Linked DNA regions of Homo sapiens: region 2 is linked to region 1. Evidence: read pairs that join two places in POLR2A ChIA-PET (ENCODE). Cell type or tissue: OCI-LY7. All regions are shown on one strand. Each heading gives the region's core, and the rest is flanking DNA. Links, peaks and the distances in the headings are about the cores only.

Region 1 (6,163 bases), core at 674-5,673:
GACATAGTGTCTTTATAGATGATCAAGTTAAGACGAAGTCATCAGGAAGACTCTAATCCAGTATGACTGGCATCCTTACAAGAAGGGGAAATTTGGACATAGAGACAGACACTTATAGAGGGAAGACGATGTGAAGACACGGGGAGAAGACAGCTCCCTACAAGCCAAGGAACGCCTGAGGCTAGAAGCTCAGGGAGAGGCATGGAACAGATTTTCCCTCAGAGCGCTCCGGGGGAACCAACCCTGCCAACATCTTAATCTTGGGCTCTGGCTTCCTGGACTATGAGACAATAAATTTCTGTTGTTTAAGCCACCCAGTTTTTGCTACTTCGTTTATGGCAGCCTGCAAACTAATACACTAGGCTAATCATGATTGTTTTAATTTGGAGGGATTCTTTTCCAGAAGGCAAAATCTTATTAATTATATATTTATCAATCTACTTCCAATGTGTACAATTATTCCTGGTAACCCAGGAATCTGGAAAATATCTGAGGAAGAACAATCTGTGAAGTCTGGATTTCCTACAAGTGAAGAATGTGGGGCTCAACACAAAAGAATTTAGGGCATATGTGTACATGATAATAGGAATAATAGCTTACATTTATTGGGTATTTCTATGTGCCAGGCACTGAGTGAGTTAAGTACCTCATATGAATCAACTCATTCAATTTGCACAACCACCCTATGTAGAAACAATGATCACCTACATTTTTCAAATGAAGGAAATGGAGCACAGAGAGGGTTAGGTACTCGCCTAAGGTGGCACAGCTGGAAAATGGAGAGGCTACACTTGGAACCAGACAGTCAGTTCCAGAGCACATCTCTTATGGCTGGAAAGGCCTGGCAGCCACTATTTTATAAGTTATGGTTAATTCCATGATAAGCATCTGTGAGATAATAAGGTGGGCTTAGACATATTCCTTGGACACATGGTTACTGATGACCTACCATAGCAGGCACTGTGCTGGGTGCTGGGATCCAAGGCTGAATGTGATGAAGACCCACCTTCAAGGGACACATTGTCAATGGAATACAGACCACTGCAGAAATCTTTAGTTTCACCTTTTATCCCTCTATGTGTTCATTCTTACTTCTGCCAGCCACAAAATTGAGACTTTTTTTTTTTGAGATAGAGTCTCACTCAGTCGCCCAGGCTGAAGTGCAATGGTGTGATCTCAGCTCACTGAAATCTCCACCTCCTGGGTGCAAGCAATTCTCCAGCCTCAGCCTCCCGAGTAGCTGGGATTACAGGCACCTGCCATCATGCCCAGCTAATTTTTGTATTTTTGTAGAGACAGGGTTTCACCATGTTGGGCAGGCTGGTCTTGAACTCTTGACCTCAGGTGATCCACCTGCCTCAGCCTCTCAAAGTGCTGGGATTACAGGTGTGAGCCACCATGCCCGGCAAAAATTGAGACTTTTACTAGGAGAATTTCTATGGTATACTTGTGATGGTTAGCTTTATGTATCAATTTGGCTAGGCTATAATACCCAATCATTTAATCAAACACTAATCTAGGTATTGCTGAGAAAGTACTTTATAGATATAGTTAACATCTATAATCAGTCAACTTTAAGTAAAGGAGATTAATCTCAATGACGTTGGTGGGTAGGCCTCATCCAAACAGTTGAAGGTCTTAAAAGCAAAAACTAAAGTTTCCCACAAAAGAGAAATTCTGCATCAAAACAGCATCATTAGCACTCACCTGAGTTTCCAGCCTCCCAGACTGCCCTACAGATTTTGGACTTTCCAGTCCCACACTCACATGAGCCAATTCCTTAAAATAATACATTTTTATAAATACACATAAGTGTGTGTGTGTGTGTGTGTGTGTGTGTGTGTGTGTGTGTGTGTGTGTCCTATTGGTTCTGTTTCTCTGGAGAACCCTGACCAATACAACCAATGGTCTAGTTAAAAAAAAAAAAAATCATAGGATTAAGTAATTTTTAAGATTTGGCCCTGAGTCTCAGATTTATCACATACCAGATCTGGGCCCTTCAAAAATTTCAGGAAGGCCTAAAATTGTCTTTGAGCTTTAAATTCTTCATCTATAAGGGGACAATAATTTTTTTAAAAAATAACAGTATTCGCTTCACCTGCTTCACAGAGTTGATGAGAATATCAAATGACTTTTAAAAAATTAAAACAATGAAATGCCACACTAATGTCAGTTATTAAATGCCAAGGGTATGTTTTTTACAGATGTTAGCCAAGGATTTCTTTTTCTTTCAGAGTTTACAAAATTGGCCTCAAAGTGGAACAATAAAATGAGGTGCTCATCTTCAGGTGGATTGAATGCAGACCATGCCCAGCTTGTGGACACCGTGGGCCAGCTCAGGAGGTAGTCACTATACTGCCACTGCCTGGGCTGTCCTTGCCCCTGGCACATGGAGGACAAAGGAAGACAGATACAGGGACCCGTTCCTGTTAGCTCACTGCTGGCATGGAGACAGAAGGAAAGGAGGTATTTTCCATTTGTCCTGCAATGTCTTTAGGAGGTGAGTGACCCGAGTCAGCATGGCTACTCCTCAGTCCTGTGGTGGAACTGTGTCCAGAACTGTGGCTGCACAGAATGTGTGTCCGGGGCTGTTCCTTTCCAGCAGCTGAGCAGGCCACTGAGTGATTTGAGAGGCAAGGAAGGAACCACCTGCACCTACCACATAGCCTGAAACAGGCCTTCAAAGATGTGCATGCTGTTTGCTGAGGTAGGCACAGTGTCATTTGGGAGAAGTGGTACCCAAATGGTGTCTCCTTGTAGAGGAACAGATGTGGGGAAAGTCAGAGGCAGATCCAGAGCACAGAATGCCAGTGGAGCCAGCAGAGTGTGAGCCTGTGAGTGTGGCATCCTATGCATACGGCATCCTGTTCACACAGAATCCAGTGCACAAAGCATCCTGTACATGCAGAATCCTGTTCACACAGAATCCTGTGCACAAAGCATCCTGTGCATGTGGCATCCTGTGTATGTGGTATCCTTTGCATGTGGCATCCTGTGCATGCAGCATCCTGTACATGCAGCATCCTGTGCATGCAGCATCTTGTGCGTGTGGCATCCTGTTCGTGCGGCACCCTGTGCATGCGGCATCCTGTGCGTGCGGCATCCTGTGCGTGCGGCATCCTGTGCGTGCGGCATCCTGTGTGTGCGGTATCCTGTGCGTGCGGTATCCTGTGCGTGCGGCATCCTGTGCATGCGGCATCCTGTGTATGTGGCATCCTGTGCATGCGGCATGCTGTTCATGCCCCATCCTGTGCACATGGCATCCTGTGCATGCTTCACCTTGTGCATACATGCAGGGGTACAGGATAGAAGGGGTGGGTGTAGCCAGTTGCGCAAAGCTGTCAGGCAGCAAGCAGCCCTCCTTGCTGTGTCTGGGACTTGCTCTAGCTATCTCCTTGTCTACATGACCCAGAGGCCAAAACTGCCTATTTTGCCAAGTTCCTCTGGCTGCCTGGTGGTGACTTTCCTGTTTGCTCCCACCTCATGCAGTACAGGGAGCTCAGCGGCCATTGTTGTCAGAAGGCTTTGTGGTAGCAGCCTCCAGTCTACCCCTTTGCCTTAATGAAACCAATGACATCACACCTGTAGGGCCACGGGGCCATGTCACATTTCCCTGGTCTTCCAGGATTCCAGGTTTTATTCAAGCCAACAACTTGATTTTGAGAACAAGGTGCTTTCTTCTCTAATCCAAACAGAGCCAACCCATTCCCCTCCTGTTATTCTAACTTAAACATTGTTAAGTGTGACTGGCATGAGCTTGTTGGAGGCCCCACTGCCAATGACCTGGATTCTTTCATTTTTTGAAAGTTCCTGACTATATGTTTTTCTTTACAAATATTGATGCTTTATTCATGGCTTTGTCAACATTTTCTTAATTTTTCAGGACTGCCTCCATTGCCCATACATTTTCTACCCTAGATAATCATAAAAACCAGAAGCCTTAATTAGCATCTCCCAAAAGAATGCCAAGGAATTCCAGCATGCCGTGGCTATGTGTTCAGTGAGAGCTGTCTGTCACATCTGTCCTGATAATGGCATCTGTTCTGGAGCTGAAACTCTTGTGGGGAGCACAGTTCCCACACTGGACAGCCTGACAAGGCCATACAGGTTTCTGGAAGCAGTGATGAGCTCATTGTAGAAGGATTTTTTTTTTTGACATGGAGTCTTGCTCTATTGTCCAGACTGGAGTGCAGTGGCACGATCTCAGCTCACTGCAACCTCTGACTCCCTGGTTCAAGCAATTCTCCTGCCTCAGCCTCCCGAGTAGCTGGGATTACAGGAACATGCCACCACACCCAGCTAATTTTTGTATTTTTAGTAGAGATGGGGTTTCACCATGTTGGCCAGAATGATCTCAATCTCCTGACCTCGTGATCTGCCTGCCTCGGCCTCCCAAAGTGCTGGGATTACAGGTGTGAGTCACCGTGTCCAGCCTGTAGAAGGATTTTATACAGAGAGAGACTGGCATGCTGCTCCTCAAACATAATCAATAAAAATCTGAGTTCAGGCAAGAAGTGCTTGTAATATAAAGAAACGGTGCAATGGGCAAACTGCATGTCAAAAAAAGGCAGAGTGAGAATGGTGGGAAAAGTGGTCACAGACGACCAGGAAGAAGAGGGAGGTCACAGACTTTGCAGCTGTAAAATCACCTGGGAGCATTTGACAATATCTAGTCAATGTAGAGACATGGAGCGTCTCACCTCAGCAATTCCCAGAGCAGGGTGAGCACACCGTGCCGGGCCGATCCAGCCAGCAGCCTGTCTTTGTATAGCGCTAGAGTTAAGAATGACTTTTTAATATTTTACAGGGTTATGAAGAAGGAGGGTGGGGAAGGGGTGACAGAGCTCGGATGAGACCGAAAGCTTAAAATATTTACCATCTGGCCTTTTACAGAAAGTATTTGCTGTGGAGTTTCCCAAACATGCAAGGTCATCTTAAGACTCACCTGTGGGCACTGAATGGCTCGTGGGTGGTGGATCTACCACGGAGTAGGCTCAGGGATCTGCGTTTTTAACAATGCCCCTACCCACCCCCACCGCAGGGGTCCTAGGATCAGGTGACTTTGGGAAGCACTGCCAGAAGGCAAATTCTCACTGCTGTGGACACGAGGCATCCTGGAGGCCCATCCTAGCATTGTGTCAGGAGACGCCAACGCATCCATCCGGGAGAGATTAGGCCTCTCCCTTAGAACAGAGAAGGTGGTCACAATGTTCAATACAGAAGACTCACATGTAAAAAGCAAGGTGCTCAGGCACATAAAGTATGATACTATTTTATGAAGTTTCAAATGCATAGGTGTGGACCCTTCAGAAGGAGTAAAAAAAAAAAAAAAAAAATGCATGGTAAGGATTCATATCAACTTCAGGTTAATAGTTACCTCTATGGAGAGAGAGGAAAGGGTCAGGGACAGGTACCAAGAGGTTTCTGTCTCATCTATAATGTTTCATTTCTTAAGTGAAATGTCAAGTAGAGAGAAATAGAGACATCTTTCAATATTATTTCCTAGATTTTTCTGTACATCAAAAATATTTTATTATAATAATTTTTAAAAAATTATTGCTTGCAGGCACAATGGCTGTAGTCCCAGCACTTTGAGAAGCTGAGGTGGGAGGACTGCTGGAGCCTAGGAGTTCGAGACCAGCCTGGGCAACATAGCCAGACCTAATCTCTAAAGAAACATTTTTTAAATTAGCCAGGTGTGGTAACACGTGCCTGTAGTCCCAGCTACTCAGGAGGCTGAGTGGGGAGAATTGCTTGAGCTCAGGAGTTTGAGGCTACAGCGAGCCATGATCATACCACTGCACTCTGGGCAAAAGACCAAGACCCTATCTCTAAAAAAAAAATTACTGAGTAATTTTTAGCTCTTAATTGCAGGAAGCTGGAGTCTTTTAGGGATAATATGTGGATTGCTGGAAAGAAGCTCCACATTTTCTGGTGTCTTTTTAAATGATTATGCATAAAGTGATGAAGTTTTTTAAAATCAACTGACTTTTGCTAATTGATTTGGAGGAAGGGTCAACAGGGGGGAAGCATCCTCTATCTCTTCTGCAAGACCTCCTCTTATATTATAGGAGGGAACATCACTTCCATAAGGTCTGGAGGACCGGGAAATGCCAGTCAGCATCTTTATTAAATACCATGGACAGGTGGAGGCAGATTCAGG
Region 2 (6,163 bases), core at 384-5,383, 120 kb before region 1:
TTTATAAAAAAAAATACATCTTGGCCAAGTTAGAATTATCCCAGGAATATGAGGTTAATTTAACATTAGAAAAACAATCTTTTTTTTTTTATCACATTAAAAAGCTGAAGAACGTAAACCACAAAAATCATTACAATGCAGAAAAGGTGTTTAGTAAAACTTGACATTTATCTCTTAGTAAATTTGGAGAAAGGAACTTTCTTAATCTGATAGTCTAACTATGGGGGGAAAAACCCCACCACATCCAGCTATGGTAATGATGTATCTTTGAAACCCTTCCATCAGTGATTGAGAACAAATAGGATGTTCTCACCACAATTCTAAATATGAAAGATTAATTTTTAAAGCTTTTAGAAGAGAATATAAGAGAATGTCTTCACGACCTTGGAGTGGAGAAGGATTTCTTAAATAAGACACAAAAAGATTAAACATGAGAAAAGAACTGTTACATTTAATTACATAAAATTTCTCATTATGTCTGCCTGCTTCTGCCACTTCTTCTGTTTTCCCCATTACCCTCCTGTTCAGAAAGTTCTGCAAGCTCATTATCAGTAGTTGAAGATCTTAGAGAAGATGAAGATGCAACAGAAGGGTCAATCACTGGAGCTAAAAATGCCAAAACTGAGGAGAAAGAAAATGAGCCCACAGATATGGCAGAAGATAAGAAGGATGATGTGTCTAGTGCACTAAAAGCTTCACCAAGGGCACACCCAGTTATGTTATTTTAGAAGAAGATTTTCCAATAAATAACTTTGTGAAGTTCAAGATAGTCTCTACAAACAAGAGTTCTGAAGACTGTATTGTCAAATTCCCAGATACTACATTCCAATATTCTCAAAATTGTTCGTTATATATCCAAAATTTCACAGCTTTTCTGAATACTGTTTCTTCATTTCACTTAAGCTCATGAAAAGACATACTTCTGAACTACAAAGATTTCAACAGAAAAAAATTCTAAGATGCTGTCTTCAAACAGTTAAAATTATTGAGGGGAAAATGTTTGGATGGCAAAAATATAATAATAATAATAGATATTCCTTGCTTGTCTTAGGCTGGTCTTGGGCTTCCAGTTGTTGCTGAGTTTTATCAATTCCTAGAACTTAGGAGGCAAAATATACCAAAATGAGGCCAGTACAGAAAGTAAACCTCAGTATATCAAATCAGAATGAATTGTTATGTGTTGGAATTTTTTCAGTGAAATTTGAATCGCATAAAGAAAGCTTCACTGAGAAGGCTGCCCATGGAGTAAACACTGAAAATATTGTTGGGATCTAATGAGTAGATGGTTCTTTTACACAATAATTCAGTCTTTAACAAACCTGCCCTAATATTTTGCAGCCTGATGGGAATGGGTGTAGAGAAGCCATATCACACAGAAAGCAACTCCTACTTAGATAAGAACAGATCATCAGTCTGCTGTGATATTGCTGAAAATGCTCAGCACTCACTTTCCTAAAATAACAAATTTAAGATGTTTTAAACCATTAAAATGTATGTGTGTGCATGTGTTTGTGTCCTACCTGAATCATTATTGTACTACCTAAATTGTGTCTTTAGGAAACTGAATATAATGTTGTTATATATCTTCCTCATTGACAACCTCCCCAAAACCCAATTATATGTGCTTGATATGATGTGTATCCCATGCCTTGAGCTGTGTGATGGAAGAAAATAACTTGTTACTTTTTTCTTTTAGTAGATACAAATCCACTTCAAGGGTTTTTTTTGGGAGGAGGTTTTTTTTAAACATTAATTTTTTTTGTTTTTGTTTTTGTTTTTTTTTTTTTTTAGAGACTTGGTCTCATTATGTTGCATGGGCCTCAAACTCCTGGGCTCAAGCAATCCTCCCACCTCAGCCTCCCAAAGTGCTGGGATTACAGGCATGAGCCACTGCACCCGACCATAAATCCATTTTGATCTCATTGATTAGCTGATGCAGCTGTGGTTATAGTTGCTGCAATTTGTGGTTGTGGCATCTGTTAAAGGATTTTCACTTTTAGTAGTGGTTAATTAGAGAATTTTTATGAACGCCGCAAGCTAGAAAACCAAAACAACTGAAATCCTTTGTAAGATATATTTTAAAACATTTTCTTGTATGCATTGGAATGCTCATCTGTTATTGTAGGAAATGACGGTCAAAATCTAGCTGAAGGTTAGTACCACAGAGGTAGACCAGCATTCAAATGCCCAGAGTATTATGTATTTTCCAATTACCAAGAAACAGCTGTGAGGTTGATCTGAGATAAAGGATGATGACAAAAGCCAAAATCCCAGGTCTACCCATGGAGACTTGACAGCCCCCTACACTTTAAGCTGGGACCCTGAAGGTCTACAGTCTCATAGTAAGGGGGGATTTTAAATAAACCAGCCCTGATATGTGCTTGCAGCCTAAGATAATATCATCTGAGTGATCCAGGGAACCACAGGGTTTGACCTTAGGTTAAAGTCATCCCAGAGTATTAGTGTCACACCATGTAAGCACAAAAGTGCATTTTCCCTGGAAATAAGTACCAATATCCTAGACCTCACAAAGTTTTTATAAGTACTTTTCCAAAAGAATGACTAGCAAACAATGAAAAATAACAATGTATTTAGGAAAACACAAAGTTATGAATAAGAACCATTAAAAAACTATGGGCATCAGAAACAGACCAACAATGACTTATGATACTGGAGTTATCAGCCACAGATCATGAAACAACTATGCTTACTATGTCCAAAGAAATACAAGACACACGACTTTGGCAGAAAAAAGTGACAGCAAATTTGGAAAAAAGAACTAAAAAGATCCTCTAGAAACAAAAATGAAAACAAACTAAATTAAACATTCAATTAATAGGTTTAACATCAGTGTAGGCACAGCTAAAGAGGAAATGAATCAATAGGAAGATAGTTTCTTCTAACCTATCCAAAATGTAGCATGGAAAGAGAAAGACAGAAAACATAGGTGAGAATGTAAAAGACATCAGAGGATACAGTGAGAAGGTCTAACCATTTAATTGGAGTCCTGAAAGGAGAAGAGAGAGAGGAAATGGGCCAGAGGCAATATCTGAAAAGGCAATGGCTGAAATTTTTCCAAAATTGTTGAAAAATACCAATCCGAGATTTTAAAACTCAGTATTGTCTAGTAAAATTGGATAGAGGTATACCCTACATGTCTCTACTTAGGTTCTCCAAGAAGCTGACTCAGAGACTGAGTCGTGTGTGGAATGTTTATAGGAAGTAGCTTTGGGATCAAAACCTATGGAAGGGAGAGGAAAGAAACAAGATTGGGCAGAAGAAGCCAAGCTGCAATGCAAGCTGAGAGACGGCCTCAACCACAGCAAGGGCTATTTTGAAACTAAAATTGTCCATCAGAGTTGTCTCAGATTAGGCCATAATGGCTGGACCTTTATACGACCACTGCAATCAGTCATTAGATGTGGGCCATCCTGGGAGGGGTGGGATCTCGGGAGAGATAGCTATCTACAGCAGAGGCCATTCCTGCAAGAGGCCGACAGTACTCGCAGCAATAGAGACAGCAAGCCCTTCCTCAAGGGGGGATCTGCGTGGTACATCATCAGGCCCTTCACACCATGACTCTGCAATTGCTTGCACACGCCAGAAAAATCCATGCACATATGTACAAGACTAGTATTAAAATGTTTACAGAAATAGTTGATAATAGTCCTAAACTAGAAATAGACCAAATGTTCATCAACAGTAGAATAAATTGTGATATAGTCATATAACAGAATACTATACAATAGTGAAAATGAATAAGCCTCAGTTACATGCCTAACCTGCTTTGCATTATATTTGACCCTTACAAATATAAAACAGCAAGTCAAAAGAATATAAACAGTATAATTTTAATGTTTAGGAATGTTTAGTTGTGTAAGAGTAATGCAACTAAGAAGAAAAGCAAAGAAATAATTTTCATAAAATTCAAAATAGAAGTTACTTCTGTTGGAAATAGAAGAGGTTGTGACTGGGGAAGGACATATGGGTGTTTATGAAATGTTGGATGTGTATATTTCTTAACCTAAGTGATAATTGTATAAGGTTTTGCTTAATACTTATTTGTTAAGCTGTTCATCTGTGTTTTATACACTTCTTCAGTGAGTGCATTTCACAATTAAGAGTTTTTTCAATGAGAAGAAGGCCATAGAGATTAATTACCAGAGGAATCAGGAATAAGTCAACTGTTCAGAACTTTTAAACAAAACTTCTAAAAAAGGAGAAAAGACACTTGACATTTTCTCAATGCAGTGAAAGTTCAGGTTCAGCAAAAGTAGGTAAAGTCTAGATACAGTGGAAACTTAGATCCTTAGAGATGAATTTCTTGCCATGTTACCATTTCTGTAAGTACAATAGCAAAACCAATATTTTTAAATTTCTGTTTCGTGTTTAAAATATCAATACTTTCAAGAAAGATTTGGAGTTTAATACAATGAGTAAGAACTTAAAAGTGTAAACAAAACTGGCCATAGGTACTTTTGCCTTTTGAGCAAAGTAGCATCATTTGTGGAAAATAAACTTCCTGTTGCTCACATCCCCTCACCAGGCTGATGAGGGAAGAAGACAGTGTAAAATTGTAAACCTCTGACGATTTTCCTGTGCTGCCATGTCCCTGGATTCCATGGACCACTCTTTTTCAGAGCATAGGCATGAGTCTTTGGGGGAGAGGAGCTGAGCATGATCAAGTGAGGGGAACAGAGTTTGGGGAGGGGAGCCCAAAGGGAGGCCTATGACAGTGGCTCAAAAGACCTTTAGAAGGAAGAAGGGCTGCCCCAAATGCTAACATGCTGTTTGAGGAGTTGGGAAGTGAGAGACCAAAGAAACAAACAGAAACAAAGGTTGATTTCCACAGATAAATTGGTGTGAGGTGGAAGAAGAAAACACATAGAGGAAATCGGGGGTCCCTTGGGCATGAACCTCAGAGCCAGAGGTGGCTCCATAGACACAGGTTCTGTGGGGATTGTCAAATCTTTGAGAGGGAATTGGCCTCCTCAAAGCATGTAGGATTGAGGATTCAGCCTTTTTTAAATCTTATTTTTAGTTTATTTATTTTTTTCTAAATAGGATGAGCTCAGCTAACCCTTGGGTTATGTAAGTATTACACATTAGCTAAAAGAACAAAGCATGAAGAAGCAGCGCAAGTCCTAAAGTTGATCTGTTTTATATTAGTGGAACTAAACAACTTTCTTTTTTTAGACATCTGCTCAGGAAATGCCAATAGCAATGATTTTGCAGTGGTTGTTGTTGTGGTAGTGGTAGTGGTAGTTGTGGTGTTTTAGGGAGAGAATGGTGGTACAGTGGAATAAAAATCTCTGGTGGGTATGATTAGTTGGGAAAAAACAAGTTTTCAGGTTACAATTGTAATTTGCAAAACACCAAATACTATGTATAATGCAAATTACATTTGGTAAAGTTCTCAAAATCTTCCTGGAAGATGGAAATATACAAGTCATTCAACAAGGCTTTTATTGAGCCTTTGATATATATATTAGTGAACAAGACAGATGTGACTTTTATACTATAGGGGTGAAGGGGGAAAGCTTCCTCCCTCACTCTCTGAAGATTCACTGAAAATGAATTCACAAAAGACAGATTAATAGGAGAAAAAGCCATACAAAATTATTCTAACATGCATAGCATGGGGCAATAGCAAGAGAATGATCACTCAATAACCCAACGGGGTCCAAATGCTTATACACCCTTCTTTATAGAGGAAGAGGAGATGGGAGGTGTAGGAGTAATGAATTTCAGGGGGAATGAATGGACCCAATGATCAGATAATGGATAGTCAATAATTCCCTTTGGGAATTGAATGGGACCTGAGAACAAACAATGGTTTATGACAAAGTTTGCCTGGGCTCTAGGTGTGGTGTTTAATTTTCACTCTCTTCCTCTATGATATGAATTTTAATCTTCTCCGATTAGTAACATTTTAGGGAAAGGATTGAAGGTAACAATTTTCCTCTTTGGAACAATAACCTTATTCCTTATATATTTAAACAAAGCAGCAAATGTATGTATGCATAGAATTACAAACTGTAATCACTCCTATGAGGACAATTAATTCTCTATGAAGTGACAGAGAATAAGAAGGGATGGTACAAAGAGGGAGGACACAAAGTGATTCCCAAGGGGATGGCATGTAATGTGAAACTTGAGGAAT

Evidence for each region. ChIA-PET counts read pairs that join two places held together with the same protein. Peaks named below come from ENCODE experiments on the same cell type or tissue, not always from the same donor. Only the 100,000 strongest peaks of a DNase experiment are listed, where the experiment ranks them.
Region 2: POLR2A ChIA-PET joins it to region 1 with 8 read pairs; 2 of 35 experiments call an interaction of 5 or more read pairs at or near these places.

The regions. Positions count from the first base shown.
Region 1 is chr6:150,261,093-150,267,255 of GRCh38, reverse strand. No RefSeq gene overlaps it. Among named protein-coding and RNA genes, the nearest start is that of IYD, 100 kb to the left of the region's middle. RefSeq lists an enhancer at 2,623-3,123. In OCI-LY7, for the core only: no CTCF peak of the experiment used is centred there; a DNase peak (open chromatin) is centred at 3,005.
Region 2 is chr6:150,379,420-150,385,582 of GRCh38, reverse strand. The region is part of intron 1 of IYD (iodotyrosine deiodinase); the gene reads right to left. It also overlaps the pseudogene SSR1P1. Among named protein-coding and RNA genes, the nearest start is that of IYD, 13 kb to the right of the region's middle. In OCI-LY7, for the core only: no CTCF peak of the experiment used is centred there; no DNase peak of the experiment used is centred there.